Regions from separate parts of the Homo sapiens genome. Here region 1 is linked to region 2. The links are chromatin loops, found by intact Hi-C in ENCODE. Cell type or tissue: PC-3. All regions are shown on one strand. Links, peaks and the distances in the headings refer to the core of each region. The heading gives the core; the rest is flanking DNA. Region 1 overlaps LOC105378275 (a long non-coding RNA gene). Region 2 overlaps ZNF32-AS3 (ZNF32 antisense RNA 3).

The links. Peaks named below come from ENCODE experiments on the same cell type or tissue, not always from the same donor. Only the 100,000 strongest peaks of a DNase experiment are listed, where the experiment ranks them.
Region 1: a loop joins it to region 2, with 5 times the contacts of the local background. A loop is called at or near these places in 4 of 110 quality-filtered maps.

What each region holds. Positions count from the first base shown.
Region 1 is chr10:43,781,757-43,790,092 of GRCh38, reverse strand. The region is part of intron 1 of LOC105378275 (a long non-coding RNA gene); the gene reads right to left. It also overlaps the pseudogene HNRNPA3P1. Among named protein-coding and RNA genes, the nearest start is that of LINC02658, 7.0 kb to the right of the region's middle. In PC-3, for the core only: a CTCF peak has its summit at 4,635; no DNase peak of the experiment used is centred there.
Region 2 is chr10:43,667,552-43,675,887 of GRCh38, reverse strand. It overlaps ZNF32-AS3 (ZNF32 antisense RNA 3), which reads right to left. Exons shown (of 5, transcript NR_038867.1): 2 at 4,367-4,767; 3 at 3,810-4,170; 4 at 3,443-3,580; 5 at 1,189-2,054. Among named protein-coding and RNA genes, the nearest start is that of ZNF32, 23 kb to the right of the region's middle. RefSeq lists an enhancer at 4,497-4,666. In PC-3, for the core only: a CTCF peak has its summit at 4,053 (motif pointing left); a DNase peak (open chromatin) is centred at 4,037; H3K27me3 peaks cover 2,140 bases.

The DNA.
Region 1 (8,336 bases), core at 269-8,268, 110 kb before region 2:
AGGTTGATGGGCGTGTAGTGGAACCAAAGAGAGCTGTTTCTAGAGAGGATTCTGTGAAGCCTGGTGCCCATCTAACAGTGAAGAAAATTTTTGTTGGCAGTATTAAAGAAGATACAGAAGAATATAATTTGAGAGACTACTTTGAAAAGTACGGCAAGATTGAAACCATAGAAGTTATGGAAGACAGGCAGAGTGGAAAAAAGAGAGGATTTGCTTCTGTAACTTTTGATGATCATGATACAGTTGATAAAATTGTTGTTCAGAAATACCACACTATTAATGGGCATAACTGTGAAGTGAAAAAGGCCCTTGCTAAACAAGTGATGCAGCCGGCTGGATCACAGAGGGGTCGTGGAGGTGGATCTGGCAATTGTATGGGTCACAGAGGAAACTTTGGAGGTGGTGGAGGTAATTTTGGCCGTGATGGAAACTTTGGTGGAAGAGGAGGCTATGGTGGTGGAGGTGGTGGCAGCAGAGGTAGTTATGGAGGAGGTGATGTGGATATAATGGATTAGGAGGTGATGGTGGCAACTATGGCAGTGGTCCTGGTTATAGTAGTAGAGGCGGGTATGGTGGTGGTGGACCAGGATATGGAAACCAAGGTGGTGGATATGGTGGCGGTGTTGGAGGATATGATGGTTACAATGAAGGAGGAAATTTTGACGGTAGTAACTATGGTGGTGGTGGGAACTATAATGATTTTGGAAATTACAGTGGACAACAGCAATCAAATTATGGACACATGAAAGGGGGCAGTTTTGGTGGAAGAAGCTCGGGCAGTCCCTATGGTGGTGGTTATGGATCTGGTGGTGGAAGTGGTGGATATGGTAGCAGAAGGTTCTAAAAACAGCAGGAAAGGGCTACAGTTCTTAGCAGGAGAGAGAGTGAGGAGTTGTCAGGAAAGCTACAGGTTACTTTGAGACAGTCGTCCCAAGTGCATTAGAGGAACTGTAAAAATCTGTCACAGAAGGAACGATGATCCATAATCAGAAAAGTTACTGCAGCTTAAACAGGAAACCCTTCTTGTTCAGGACTGTCATAGCCACAGTTTGCAGGAAGTGCAGCTATCGATTAATGCAATGTAGCGTCAATTAGATGTACATTCCTCAGGTCTTTTATCTGTTGTAGCTTTGTCTTATTCTTTTTCTTTTCATTACATCAGGTATATTGCCCTGTAAATTGTGGTAGTGGTACCAGGAATAAAAAATTAAGGAATTTTTAACTTTTCAATATCTGTGTAGTTCAGTTTTTCTACATTTTAGTACAGAAACTTTAACAAAATGCAGTTTTGAAGGTGTTTCCTTGTGAGTTAACAAGTAAAGAAGATCAATTGTTAATTACTATTTTGTATAAATTTTGCTAAAGTTAACTGTAAAGAAACACCTGCTGACTTGCAGTTTAAGGGGAATCTATTCTCCCCATTTCCAAACCATGATATGAATGGACGCCGACATGTGGAGAGAACAGATAATTTGTGTGTTTGCAATGTGTGTTTTAGGTAAATAGGATTGGGTATTTAAATTAGCATTTGTGAATTTAATAGCATTAAGATTACCTTCAAATAAAAAAGTCTCAAAATTTCTTTTTGGTTTTTGTGCACTTTCTTTTAAAATGTAATCACATGATTTTAGTGTGTTAGACTTGCTGAGTCCTAGCTGTGTTTAGAACATCTCCATTCTACATTTACCTTGGTCAAATTTGAACTGCTGCCATAGGTTTTGGGTGTAAAGAATGTTTACTGCCCTCCATTTAAATTCTGAAAAGGTATAGTGGATGTTTTCCCTCTCCTACATTAGAAACCATTCTTAAAAACTTTTCAAAATATAGAACCATTAAGCCTGCTATATCTGAGCAAATTAGTGGGTACCTTTTTTCCTTTTTTAAAGCACAAGAGGCCCATAAATCTTGAGTTATTTGCATTAGTTTACATTTTTTGATACAACTTTTCAGACCAAGAGAATAAAAATCATGCGTTATTAAACCCCTAGCTGGCTGGCATGCTTTCCTGTTTGTACTGTATACATTTTGCTGGATGAAACCAAGGATAGTTTAGGTATAATTGTCCAAAATAACCTAACTGCAGCAGAAATGTAGGACAGTTGCTTAGTACAGGCTTCTCACTTCCTACAGACCTGAATTCAAATTTGGATAGTCTGAGTTATTAAATTCCCAAAGACAAAGAACACACTCTTATTTCTTGTGTATATTTCAACATAAATCATGTTGTTACCAATTTGTTGGGAAGGCCCTGGTTGAGAAGAGTTTTAGATAATAAGGCTGTATATATATAGATATATATAGATATATACCAATGTCTATATATAGAGATATTTTATATATATATATACAGGTATATATATGTGTGTGTATATATATAGGTATATACATATATACATATATATATATATATATATGGATATATACCCATGTCTACTGTTTTGCTTCAGCTAGTGCTTACAATTTCATTCAAGTCCTGAGTATGTGTCCTGCTGTTACTCCTTCTTTGGTAGTTGAACGTTGAATTCAAGTCTTTCCTTCTGTTTTAAGAAGTACTAAGCAAACAAGCAATAAAAAGGGGAATGGCGCATGCTAGTGTTTGAATATGCTCTCTTGTTGCTCTAATTCTGTGCCTCCGTGCATTAATATTTGGATGCATGCAATGCCAGCATGGAAATTGGCCTTCACACTTACTGCAGTTTTCCAGAAACACTCACAAGCCAATAAATGTAACAGACATTCCATTTTTAATGGGCATATATGTGAAAAGCAGTGTAGAAAATAGGCTAATATTAGAAAATGGTTAAGTCCTTAATAACTTCAAGTGTGGTTATATAATGGACACTGTCAATGTTCATAACTTAAACCTGGGTACCTGGTCAAAATAATGCTTGGGAAACATTAAAATTGAGCTAAATTGTCTCAAGTTCTTTTATTCATATAAATAAAGTTTAAATGAATGGGGGAGATTTTAAAAAAGAAGAAGAAAAGAAAAGAAAACGCTGGCCACAGGCCCTCAACATCCTGCACGGGCATTTCAGAAAGGCGGAAGGATTGCTGTGGGGCTCTTATACCTGGAACAGCTCTGCTAAGAGCTCCTCTCTGGTGAGGCAAGCATGATGAAAAGATTACTATAATTCATTCCTTTTTTTAAGTAAAGCAAACACATTAAAATAAGTTATATATAATTCACGACAAAACAGAATTGCTGGGACAGAAATGCATGTGGACATGGTATTTGAGCAAGAAATTTGCCAAATAATGAATTTAGTTTTATGCCCCAATAAATGCCTTTGTTTTCATTTCAAAGAGCAGGCTATGTCCCTCATGATTTCCAAAACACTATCTCAGCTAAGTTTGTTTTAGTTTAGTAACAAGTTAATGTTGTGTTCTCTGGTTTTGTAAGTTTTTTTGAAGGTGCAGCTGTCAATACATGTATTGCTAAATGAACTGCATGTTTAAAAAATAATTTACATCAATAAACCATAATGTCTTGATTACTTGGAGAAGGAATGGATACTACTGCTATATTTATCACTATCAATGTTTGAATAACTAACTTTAATGTCTTAAATTATTAGGCTAGATTGATTAGTTTTACAAGAAGTTCAAAGCATACAACTTATTCCCCAAAGTGGGTCTTACATGTAGATAATATTTTATTTTCCCTCTGTTTTCCTGTAGAAAAATTGTTCTAAATTCATTATAGAAAGTTACATGCCATTTAACTACCTGAAAGGTGATGTTAATGTGACAATTTTGTAAATATTTCTAAAATGCCCAGAATTATACTGTATGAATACATCATTATTTCTGGTATGTGGTAATAAAAATATTTTATTTGCATCATTTAGATTGGGTTTGTCTGCAAGTAACAGAGAACCTAACAGTGCTGGCTTATTTGTCTGCAGCGATGTTGGGGAAGCAGCCCACGGCTGATCTAGAGGCTCAACACCGTCACCAAGACCAGGCCCCATGAGTAGTCCTGCCCCGCCGTCCTCAGAGTGAGGCTCCTGTGCTGGGATCACAGGATGGCTGCTGTGCTCCCAGCATTTCCAGGGGCCAAGATGGGAGGAAGAAGATGGACGGCAGAGGAAGGACAGAGGCCAAAGGCACAAGCGAGCATTGTCAGATCACCAAAAAGATTTTTTTGCTTTAAGCCCCACCCCTAGTGACTTCTGATTCCATCCAAACACCCAAAATTGGGTCATATGTCCCCCGCTTAGCTATTAAGGTATCTGTAGAGTTAGATACTTTTCAGTAGGTATTGACATACAAGGGTGCTCTTAGGAAGTAGAGAAGAATGAACATTGACTAAGCAATTAGCTGTTTCTGCCACAATGTTGTGATTTTACTGACTTTTATTGCTTGTGGTAGAACCTTACATTGCATGGACTGGTTCTGGATTTCTTCTATTTCACGTACACAGGAAGGATACTTCCACACTCCCTTGAAGTCAGGCACAACCAGTGCCTGCCTGCAGCTAATGAAGGGTGGGCAGAAACGATGTGTGTAGCTCCCAGGCTGAAGTACCTAATGCAGTGCCTGACTGAGCCCTGCCTTCCCCACCACAGCAATCATGGAAATAAGTGTCAAGTTGGAGCGGTCTTAGAGTGATAAATACAAGCCAAGCTCTCCCACAACCCACAGTAGATGGAGCACTTGAGCAAGAAGCAAACCTTTGTTCTTTTAGCCCCCAGGACTTGGGGCTTGTTTGTTATCATCAAACCTGGCCTATCCTGACTGGTACAAATTGGCAGTAATTTCTCCAGTGTCCTCAATTAAATGTATGTATATGTTTGTTTAATAAATAAGTGGGGATATATTAAAATGTAGCATACATTTAAAAGCCAATAGCATTTCTTTAAATATAAAGGGTTGAAAAGTAAATGATCTATCCCTTTTTCACAGTTTACATCCTGGAATGACACTGGTTTAGATGAAAAGATAAGTATAGGGGCATAAGGAGGAAGAAGATTTGAGGAGTTAAAGTGGCTTTTTGAAGAGGATACGGAAGAAGATGAGGACCCCTACTAAGGAAGGTCCCTATTGATGGGAAGCAGTTATCCATCATGGAGAAGCTGGGCCCTCCTCCATCCTAATAAGCCCTAATAAACTGATTTTTACTGTTTGTTTTGAAATAATTTTAGACTTACAAAAATGTCACACCAATAGTCCAAAGGATCCTCCCTCGACTTCATTCAAAGCACAATCTCCTGCTTTTCCTCCTGCTGATCAGGAAATGTCTCTGCTTTCTTGGCAAGCTCATCCTTCTTTACGTACAGTTGGAATGTTAGAGCTCCTCAAGGCGGCCCCCAGGCCCCCTTCTCTGTGCCATCTGCACTCTGTCCTCAGAAGAACTAGTGTGCACCCAGGCCTTTGGTTACCGCACAGCATGGTAGTGACTCGCAAACATGTACCTTGAGCCAGACCACTCCTCACATTTCCAAGCTTTTGTCTGCATATTGTCCTTGGTATATCTAGTAATATCCAATTGTATACTTAATATTGGCTCTTCTCTGGCTCAAATGAACCTCACAGTAAAGTCCCAAACAGAACTTATTCCTTTCCCCATCTACCCACACCTGGCCTTCCTGTCTCCTGGTGTTTTCTGTTTCACTGAATGTTACTAGTGTGCACTGAAGGGTGGAAGCCATGGATCTCGCAGTGCTGCTCAGCATCTCTCCAACTTATCCTTCATATTCTACAACGAATGTCCCTTTTCTGGGGAAGCCCTTCCTGGCCTCCCAGACAGACCTAAAACTGCCCATGTCACCTTCACTGCACTTATGATACTTAGGATTTTATAATTATTTGTATAGTCACTTAATATTTGTCTCTTCAGTTAGGCCAGCCATCAGCTCATTGACAGAAGGACTGCTCTCTGATTCAGGGTGGGGTCCCCACCTCCTAACTCACAAGCTCAGTGCTCAGTAGGTGTCTATTGAATGAATATATGATGGACACCTTTCCAACATATGACTTTGCTCCTGAAAGTTCTGGATTCCCTTCCTCTCCTTGGTGGATCACTTAAGAGAGGGAAGATCAGTTCACTTCCCCTTCATTGAATCACTCTTGTGTATTCTCAAGAGATTTCATAAGGTCAGACAAAATCAACTTCTCAAGTTCAAGCCAGAACTCTTTTTTTACATTACCAGTATTTCAGAAACCGAGGTCCTCATTTGTTAAAAGACAAAGAGAACTCATCCTTGTCCAAGCCAACAGTGGACATAGAAGAGCATGAGCACACTTGGCCAAAGTGCATCCTAGGAGGAGGCCCAGCATACACAAAGGCCCTGAAGCCAGAGCTCACCTGGTATTTGCAGGAAGAGCAAGGCCTCCAGAGTCAGGAGTGGAATGGGTAGGGAGGAGAGGCTTTTCCAACACGAGAAGCCATGGGGCTATTTGAGAGCACCAGCAGAGGAGGTGCAGAGCTGAATGTATGTTTTAAAAGTCTTACCATAGCTACTATGTAGAGAAGACATTGCAGGGGCTGACTGCGAGGGAAGAATTGGGAGACAGCGCTGCTACCTCTCCTCCGCTACTCTCTGGCTCCCCTGAACAGATTTAGAAAGAGAAGGTTTATGGGGAAATCAGGTGGAGGAAAGAGGTCAGGGAAACAGTACAGGGAGCAGTTCTCTGGTCAACGCCAAGAGTCGTTCCCTTGCCAGGCATGGCAGGGCTTGGTCGTGGCCTGGGTTTTGAGCCATGACAGAGGAAGTTACTGGCCTTTGAACTAGGCTGATGGATTTGCTCCATCTTGGGCTAGGAGACAATGATTGAGGTCAGCTATCAAAGCCTTTCTATGAAACCTCCAGAAAGTAACCACAGCTCAGACCTAAGACTGCTCAGTGGCCTGAGAGCCAACAACATGGGCCTGTGAGGGGAGAGATGACCACAGGCCCCAAGCCGTTGTCCCTCCCTATCTGTCCCAGGCTCAGACACTGCCAGCTTCTGCACGTGATTCTTGGTTCAGCCCCTTAGGTTCCCATGCTGTGGAAATTCCCCCAGGATTCTGAAGACCAGGTGAGTGGCCTCAGTAGGAGCACAGCCCTGGGGTCCAGGAAGGGCTAGACATGACACCCATCGTGCCCCTTGCTGGCTGAGTCTGTGGGGTTGTGCATGCCTGGGCGGGTGGGTGTCCTCTGTAAGTGGGGTCAGTTACTCCGCCAACCTTGATGAGCTGCTGGAAGTACCCAGCATGATACCTGGTATGCAATACACATGCAGTAAGAATCTGTTAGTATCCAAGCGTTTCTGTTTCTTCCTAGGTCTTTTCATGGAAAGGGAGAGGAGGTTGTATCTGGAATTCTTACCAGGTGCCATTTTCCATGGAAACCTAAAATATATTTTGGAATCATGTAGAGCTAGTCCCTTCTCCTAGTTTTCTTTTTAAAGTTTCCTAATTGCTTTTCTATATAGGTTTGTACAGATTCTCTAAAGTAGCCTAAGAATCTGAATGGTCCTGGGTTGAGTTTGGTGCTCCTGGCTGGGAAGGGGTGAGGCCCACTGCTGAGAAGTGACTGACGTCTAGCTGTGGCCCCAAAAGAAGGTGGAAGGAAGCAGCGTCCGGCTCTCTGTGACTCCATCCACACAGGAGGGCTTGCCCACACCATCATGACGGGCTGAATATTTGGAAACTTGGAAACTCAGAATTCAGTTTTGGTCTCCTCCACTCTCAGGAAACCCAGATGACATGTGTCTGTGCATGCACATGGCCCTTTGGCTACACAGGGCAAAGTGAAGGCTGGTGGGGCCCCTGGAAATAAGCAAATAAAGAGCAGCCCCCACTGTCTTCAGGGGCTTGGTGTCCTGCAGTGGGAGGTCAGTGCCCCTGCAGAGCCTGCCCTGTCTTGCCACCAGTGCCTCCCAGAAGCCTGGCCCCATGCAGGAAGTGCTTATCAGTGAGATTGTTGAAGAGCAAACAGTCAATGTGGTCTCTACCACAACTGGCATGATTAATTTAGGGGCTGAGTCAGCTGGCTATGACAATTTTTGTCCCCTTCTGCATATAGAAACCAAAACTCTACTGTAGGCTGGTTGTGGGGAGAGGGCATTAAACTCTGACAGGTTGCAAATGTCCTGGGGAAAATGACCTCTGCTCCCTCTGCTCCCACCCGGATCCCTGCTCTGGAGGCCTGGACTAATTAGCGTCTGGCAGGTGTCTGGAAAGAGCTGCCTGGCCGGCCATGGTGACATCATGGCTGGGCATTGCTCCCCCATTCCACTGCTGAGAAAGTCTCTGTTTCATTAGGCTTCCAGGATTACTTTTTAATTTTTTTTAATCCCCTTTGTAGGTTCTGGCTCCAATCAGTCTTGGAGAACATTCTGCACGCTCC
Region 2 (8,336 bases), core at 265-8,264:
AATGAAAGGTCACAGCCATATGTGTTTACCTTTTCAAGCACTGCACTCAGTAGTGGTGCTTGCGGAAGAGTTTTACAGCTTCTCACATGTGTTTTCTGACATCTCTGCAGATCACAAGGTTACTCTGTTTCCACTCTAGTAACATGGTAGTAATGTTCACAGATTTCCTTTTGTTGAACTATCCTTGCATTGCTCACAAACCTTTCTTGGTCAGGATGCACTATCCTTGAGAGCACTGCTTGTTTGATTTGTTACCTTTTTCTTCTCCTTTAAAGAATGGAAGACAAGGTGCCTCAAACCTGTAATCCCAGCACTTTGGGAGGCCAAGGCAGGTGGATCACCTGAGGTCAGGAGTTCGAGACCAGCCTGGCCAACAAGGTGAAATCCTGTCTCTACTAAAAATACAAAAAATTAGCCAAGCATGGTGGTGGACGCCTACTCATGTGTCCCAGCTACTCAGGAGGCTGAGGCAGGAGAATCGCTTGAACCTGGGAGGCAGAGGTTGCAGTGAGCCAATGCACTCCAGCCTGGGCGACAAGAGAGAGACTCTGTCTCAAAAACAAAAAAAAAAAAAAACAAGATAAAGACTGTTTCATCCTTTGCTGTGTTCTGGAACAGTTTAAAATAACAGAAGTTATCAGTTCCTTAAAAGATGGTGACTATTATTTAATAGGTAACTGTGGAAGGACTTGTGAGCAGTGTTTTAGCTACAGGAGGAAATAGACAAGCACGCACGAGGTGATTCGTACACTACACAGGATTGTCCATGCACAGGTCCTTGCTGTGTACTAAATGCCTGCTACCCGCAGTGCAAGTGGCCATAATCCCGACTGGGTTCTCATAGGCTCATGGTTGCTTGGTAACACTGACATTCCCTCTCGGCTCATCACAACCTCCACCACACTGATGTGTGAAAAGAGGTAACAGAAGAACCCCAGAGCCCCAATGATGAGGCAACGCCTCCGTGACACGCCTGCCCCCTTGGCTCCAGAGCCCCAAAGCATGGTGGCTCCCTATCACAGAAATATGAGCTCACACTGAGGCCAAGACTGGGACAAAGGACACGTGGAAAGAAGTAACAGTCTTAATATGTTGGTGCCAGATTATGAGTTTCTCTGGAGTCTGTCCTAAAGGAAATGGAAAATCACTGAAGGTGCAGCAACGGGAGGCAAGTTAACAGCAGGTTGGCAAGAGGGACAGCAGTAAGGAATTTAATTGAAAAACACTAAAACGTTTTCCAGGAATATGTGCCAAATGTGACACTTTAGCAAGATGGGAGACTTCTGCAGACCGCCAGAAAGGGTTTCTGCTTAGACTTTAAATCCTTCCTCTAGATGTTGGATTTTACTATAAACCCATTTTTAACATCTTTTCCATTTCTAGAATTCCCTAACCCTGTCATGCTGTGGTTGTTTTTTGTTCATCTTTCCACATGTTTCTGAAGAGGAATAAGTCATAGAATATTTACTGATTATATATAAGCCACAGAATATGTACACAATGTGAGCATAATAAAATTAACCATTCAAATGTGCAATAAATGATTCAGTTCCAATCATCCCAGCTACATAGTCATGTAGAAAATAATATCTTAATATTTCTTCCATTCTATGTGCCAAATTAAATGAAATTGGCCAAAATATTGTACTTGTTATGGTTGTCATGCTATGTTGTCATACATGTTATGGTTGTCATACATGTTATGGTTTGTTTCATTAAAACCAAAAAGGTTTTAATGAAACAAAACAGCTAAAAGTAGAATGATGGTATGTATTCTCTAACCCAGTCCTTGAAAACATCTGCATCAAGGTGCCAAACTGGTTTTCCAGTCTTGTGGGTCACAGTCCTCATCACAATTTAATCATAGCCACATTCATGATGGGTGGCATTTACGGAGTGTGAGGAGCTTTGTCGGGTGCCTGTCAGATGGGGCTTTCCTCAACAGCCCTGCAGAGTGGGTCTTAGTGGGCCCTCTTTGCACTGATAGAACCTGAAGAGCAGAGAGTTCTGTCTTTCACTTCAAGAAGCCGACTCACGGATCCTGGCCAGGAGCCCTGTTAAAACAATACCCAAACTTTTTGAGATAATTTGTTAATGGAGGAAGTACCTACAGTTCCAACCCAGTCTTCAGTACTTGGGCAGGCTTGCCTCTCAAGAATTCATTTCGTTATTTATTCATTCAACAAATATGTGCTAGGCACCTGCTGCATGCCAGATACTGCTCCAAGCACTTGGGGCACATCAATAAACAAAGCATGCTTGGCCTTGTGGAGCTCGCATTCTAGAAGGAAAAGCAGTCAGCACTAGATAATAAATAAGCAAATCCAATAGGATGCTGGGGGATAAGTGCTGCAGCGTAAGTAACAGCACAGCACCAGGGGGTGGGGAGACAGAGTGCGACATGAAGGAGGGTCGAGACAGACCTTGGGGAGAAAAGGACATCTGGGCAAAAGCTGAGAAGAGAAGAGTGTCTGCGGAGGAGTGTTCCAGACAGAAGTACCCAGCAGTGTGAATGTTCTCAGCAGGTGTGTGCCCAGTGTCCCAGAGGAATAGCAAGGAGAGCACTGGGGACAGACTGGAAAAGGCTCAAACACAAAAGGTCAGAGACATACAGGGCCAGAAGGCAGAGGGTTTTGGCCATCAGTGAGCTGAGGGGCATTGTGGGATTTTGAGCGATGGAGGGTGAGGAGCTCCCTGCTGGTTTGATGGCCACTGTGCTCGCTCTCTTGACAATAGCCTATAACAGGCCAAGGACTGAAGCGGTGAGAGCCATTGAGAAATTTTTGCAATAACCCTTAGGAATGAGGTGGCAGAGTCTTGGACCAGGTGACAGCAGAGGAAGAGGTAGGTGGTTGGATTCTGGACCTTTTTTGAAGGTAGAGACAGCTGAATTTCCTGATAATGCTGAATATTTGATCAGATATCATAACCATACTTCTTTTAACAGAACATATTCTGGGAAATCAATTTGCTGTGGAAATTACTTTCTTGAGTTGGTCTGTTGAGGATGTTTCCATGAGAACCCAGGCCTGCTAGAGCAGGGACTGTAAGTTCAGGTTTTCAGAGTTTAGCAAGTTCTTGTCAAATGTCAACTTGACCCTATCATCCATTACCCATCCAAGACTCATGAAGGAGTTCCCTTACACAGTGTTGAAAATCAGCTGGGATTTCAGACAGGGCTGACATTAGCAGATGCTCAAATTGTCACCCAAGGAGTTTGAAAATCTGGAAGCATTATTCTGCTAGGTCCAGGAATCAAAGTTGGTGCACGGACTAGGACCCTCAGACCAGCAGGGATGCTGAAGCAAGAATGTAACGTTGAAGACAGGGCCACAGGAACTGCAGCTAGTCCTAGGACTGAGGGGGATCACTTCTGCCAAGGCCTGCCCCCCGACTTCCCAGACAGGGTGCTGTGCCCTGGAATAAGAGAGCTCATAACCACCTTCTCCCAGCCGCCGGGTCTTCCCATTAGGTCTCGGCCCTCGCTTGCTCTCTTCTTACTTCCAAACACACAAAAATACTGTGAGGGTTTGCAGCTGATGAAGTCCCAAAGGAGCAATCCAGGGCTTTGCACATTTTCCTGTAAAGGGCCAGACAGTAAATATTCTAGGCTCTGCGGCCACACGGTGTCTGCGGCGGCTTCTCAACTCAAAGCAGCAGAGACAACACTGAACAAATGAGCACTCATGTGTCCAACAAAACTTCATTTACAAACCCTGAAATTTGAATTTTATGTGAGTTTTACCTTCCACAAAATATTATTTTCTTTTTTTTTTTCAGTCATTCAAAAATGTTAAAACCATTCTTACCTTGCTGGCCAAACAAAACCAGGCAATGGCCAATGTGAGCCCTGAACTAAACCGCGTGTTTTGAAAGGGCTCTGGTGCAGCCAGGCCGACTTGGAGCCCCTAGGTCATGCAAAACGCAGTGCTCTTTCTGCTGTGGCCTTGGCTTAGTAGTGACTCCAGTAAGTCCAGTGTGTGAAGCCTGGTCACCGCTAACTCACAAAGGTGCAGCACAGGTCACCAGGCAACTCTGTTTCATGACACTTTACTGCCATCTGCTGGACAATTGTTGCAATACAATTACATACAGATTGCGCCGACCGTGAATTTGAAGAGTCCCGTTGTAGTTTTGTGATGCATCATTTGTTCAATTTAAGCAGTGGCCCTGGGTTGGGGAAATATAGAAGGAAGAAGCAACTAATTCACAGGAGTCCCAGAAGTCATCATGCAAATGACACAAAGATCCCATCACTTTCTAGTTTGGGGAGGGGGCGGGCGCAAGGGGAAGGAAGGAGGGAAGAAAGACATCTTCCAACTGTTATTATCTAGTCTCTGCAGGCTTAGATTGGTGCTCTGCCTACATTGGAGGTGTTCTGCAAACCGGAGTCTTCCTCGCCAGAGTCCCATAAACGTGCCTCAGTCAGATGCTGGAGAGACAGAGAAGGGAAGAGTCCATCAGAGCCTCCTGATTCGAGCATCACACAGCAACCCTTCTGAGCTCGGTGGTCCACACAGCGCAGGGTTCTATGAACTCCTGAGGAGAGCCAGGAGTGCTGCTAAGCTTTCCCAGGTATGCGTGACCATGTGTGCCTTCATCTGTGTGTGACTTGGGCCAGCACCTGCCCTCCTCCTTCCTTGGTTTATCTGCCCCCTCAATGGGGATAACACTCCTAGACGTTGCTGCCTCATAGAGACAGTGTGACCGTGGAACGAACACCCTTTGCACAGCATAATCAGGATCAGCAGTCCTGAAGCTGCAAGGCTGGAGAGAGAACAGGAGGTGAAAGAAAAGGGTGAGTTAGACCACAATTGGGTGCAGTCAAGAAGCCACAGCACGCAAGAGATTGCCTGTGATGGGGCTCCAGGATTCCAGGCCTGGCAACAGACCCCCAGGTTTCAAAATGAAAAACGAAAAGAGCTAGAGACCAAGACCAAGGGATATGTTCAAAGACTATGAGGTCCACTGTCTCTGATTTAAAACCAAAACGTTTGCCATTTGCTCTAGGGAATCAGGGAAGAAAGATACAGGGTGATCTGTTTGGCCCCGCCCCCAGGCTTCTGGACATTTCCAGGACTCTAGGCAAAGGCAGAAGCCAAGTCAAGAGTTCCACAGCAAAACAGGTGTGCCCAGGACCGGGGAAGTCTCAGGAAGCCCATAGTACATATCAGCTGGAACTTGGGGGGCCCGGGACTCAAAGTGCCCTGTGTCTGGCCTGGGGGGACCTGGGGCGGGCGACATGATGTGCAAACCTCAGACCCAACTCTAGTAACACAAAGCTGTCCCAGGGAAAAGCGAGCAGATTCCAGTGTTGTGACAGCTCAGGCTCAGGACGAAGACGCCTGCGTGGGTACAATGGGTCCTCTGGGGGTGCAGTAGAGGTCTTTGTGGGGGAGGGCAGTGCATGGGGGTCTGGTGGCCCCTTCACCTCCTTCTAGAACCCTTGGGAAAGAGACACTGCATGGGAAAGGCTGAGTGTCATGACTCACCCAACCCCTTGTCCAACATGAAGTGACCAAGCCCTTGATCAGCTTTAAAAACTAGTTTACGGCTGGGCACAGTGGCTCACGCCTGTAGTGTCCGCACTTTGGGAGGCCAATGCGGAAGGATCGCTTGAGCCCAGGAGTTCAAGAACAGCCTGGGTAACACAGGGAGACTCTGTCTCCACAAAAAATTAAAAAAATTAGCCAGGCATACTGACACGTGCTTGTGGTCCCAGCTACTCAGGAGGCTGAGGCAGAAGGATCTCTGGAGCCCAGGAGTTCGAGGCTGCAATGAGCTAGCTATGATGGCACCACTGCACTCCAGCCTGGGAGACAGAGTCTTGCTCTGTCTCAAAAGAATAAAAATACAAACTAGTTTCCGTCTCCTCAGCCACACACCATGATTAAACTTCAGCACTAACACTTTCATGCAGGACAGTGGTTGACATGCTTTAAGACTGCCTCCTTAGTGCACAGAGGACAATGGCACAACACCATGGCCAACCAAGCCCAGGCCAAGGTGGGATTCCACTCTCACCCGGATCTGGAAGGCAGAGTACCCCTGGTCACTGGCCAGCGCTGTTTAGAACTATCCAGGGGGCTCAAGGACTCATGGGCTCTCTTCCTCCCTTCCCTTCTCCCAGCTCCCATCTCCCTCCACACTTTTCCTGCTCACAGCCCCGGGGAGTCAGGTCCACAGGGCTCTGCCCTGTGGTAAGCCTTGCTGTCCTAGGAAGCAGGCTCTGTCCCTCTGGGCTGCTCACCAAGCCACATGCACAAAACCCTGCCAGTCCCCCCAGCAGCCTGCCACGCTGCTGAGCCCAGATGGTATCTTTTAGTGGAAATTTCCTGAAGACACAGGAAGAAGCCAAGGGAAATGTAACAGAGAACTTAGCAGCAGGCTTTGCCTCTATCCTAGAGTCCCTGAACTGATCCCCTGCCTGGCCCAGGAGGCCTGTGCATGACAGAGGTGTGACCTGCCCACTAGCACTAGTCAGGGTCAAGCCGTGCCTTGGCCCCCACCCTTCACTCTTGGGAGAAAGCTCTCAATTTGTTCAGTACCTACACATAAGGGGCTGTCTTTACGGGTTTGCCCAGACATCCCAGGCCCTCCCGAGTCCATGCCCTTCCCTAAGAGTCTCCACTTCCCAGGATGGTGACAATAAAGGCCCATTCCCCTCAGGAGAAGCCCCCTCTGCTCAAGATGTGGCCTTGGAGATGTGCTCCGACCATGCCCAGAGCCACACAGACCCAAGTGCAGCCAGGACCACCCACACTGGCCTGCCCCTGCCCTCTGATGGCTCCTTCTGGCCCAAGGACCATCCCCTCCTCATTGAAACCCTGACTCGGGGATGCTCTGGGGAAAGGGGAGGTCACTGTGGAACCAGAAAATAAAGATACAACCCTAGCTTCTCATCTAGAGAGTGCCATCCAGCTGTGAGACCAAAGATTGGAAAGGCAATGAAGTAGAGCGACCCCGGAGCTGGTGTAGTCCTCACCCGCAGTGCGTGCAGACACATGGCACTGCAAGCTACAGGCACGGCTTCTCTATATCTAGAATTGTGTATGTGTGTCCATGTGTGTCTGTGTCTCTCTGTGTACATCCACGTATGTGTGTCTGGGTCTGTGTGTGTGTCTGTGTGTCTCTGTGTGCATCCATGCGTGTCCGTGTCTGCGTGTCTGTGTGTGTGTGTCTCTGCATATCTGTGTGTGTCTATGTGTGTCTGTGCCCTCCAGGCCGGGTAGGGGCAGGAAGAGTTGGGAGAGGAAGCCTGATACAGGCCCAGGCCCCAGGCCCTGCTCACTCCCCTCAGCTCCTTGGGCTGAGTGCAGTGGGCTTGAGGGTGGATGTGCAGTGGCCTCCTTCCCGAAGTCTGAGGCCTTGGTCTAGGGCTGAGGTTGAAGGACAGCCTGGATGGCACAATACCAAGGCTCTTGGAGAGGCTGTGTCACCCGCCTCAGGGGTGCAGGTGGTTTGGGCACATTTGGCACCCACAGCAGCCCCATCTTCCCTGAAAGGCTGAGGAGGGAGGGCAGCCAGAAGTTCCATGGGGACCCCGGTGGACTTGAAAGCTGGACAACCCAGGCGAATCTGATCGCTGGAGTCGGAGGTGCGGAGGCTGCAGTGAGCCGTGATCGCTCCACTGCACTCCAGCCTGGTCGACAGAGCAGAACCTTGTCTCTAAAACAATTAATTAACATGACTGAGAAGTGACTAACTTGGCAGAATTCACCAAGAAGGGGTCGACTGCTCTCTATCAAGCATGAAATAGGGGCTAGACTAGAATTACAGAACATAATGGGAGTTAGGTTTTTTTCGTGGGCGTCCTACTGGGAACTCTGCACCCACGGCCAGGCCTCCTGCCGCGTGCGAGTCTTCTGACAACCCCCTGCGCAAGCGGGGCCCCTCCGGCCGCCCCGGGACGTGCGTGTTCCTCCCGCTCGCGGCCCACCCCACTCGCGGGGCGTCCTCCCGCCAGCGGGACCTGCCGTAGGAGGGGAAGGGAAGGGAAGGGAAGAAGGCCGAGTCGCCTCCCCTTAGGTGTAATCTGTGCTGCTGACTTCAGAAGGATGTCTTCGGGTTGGAAGATTTAACTGGGAGCGAAAGTCAGTAAACAGCCCACGAAACAAAGGCCAAAGCTCTCCAGGCCCTTCCAAAGGTTTTTCGTATGATGAAGCCCCGCAGTGGGGAGGGCCCCGGAGCGCACCCGCCGCGCCCCTGCTGGGAGCTTCCCACTCTCCGCGGAGGCTGGGGGCAGTCCCGGCCAGCGTTTCCATCAGCGAAAAACACCCACTAGGCCACGTCTAAGTCGCGCTTGGAAATCGCTAAGTGCGGGACCCTGGCTCGGG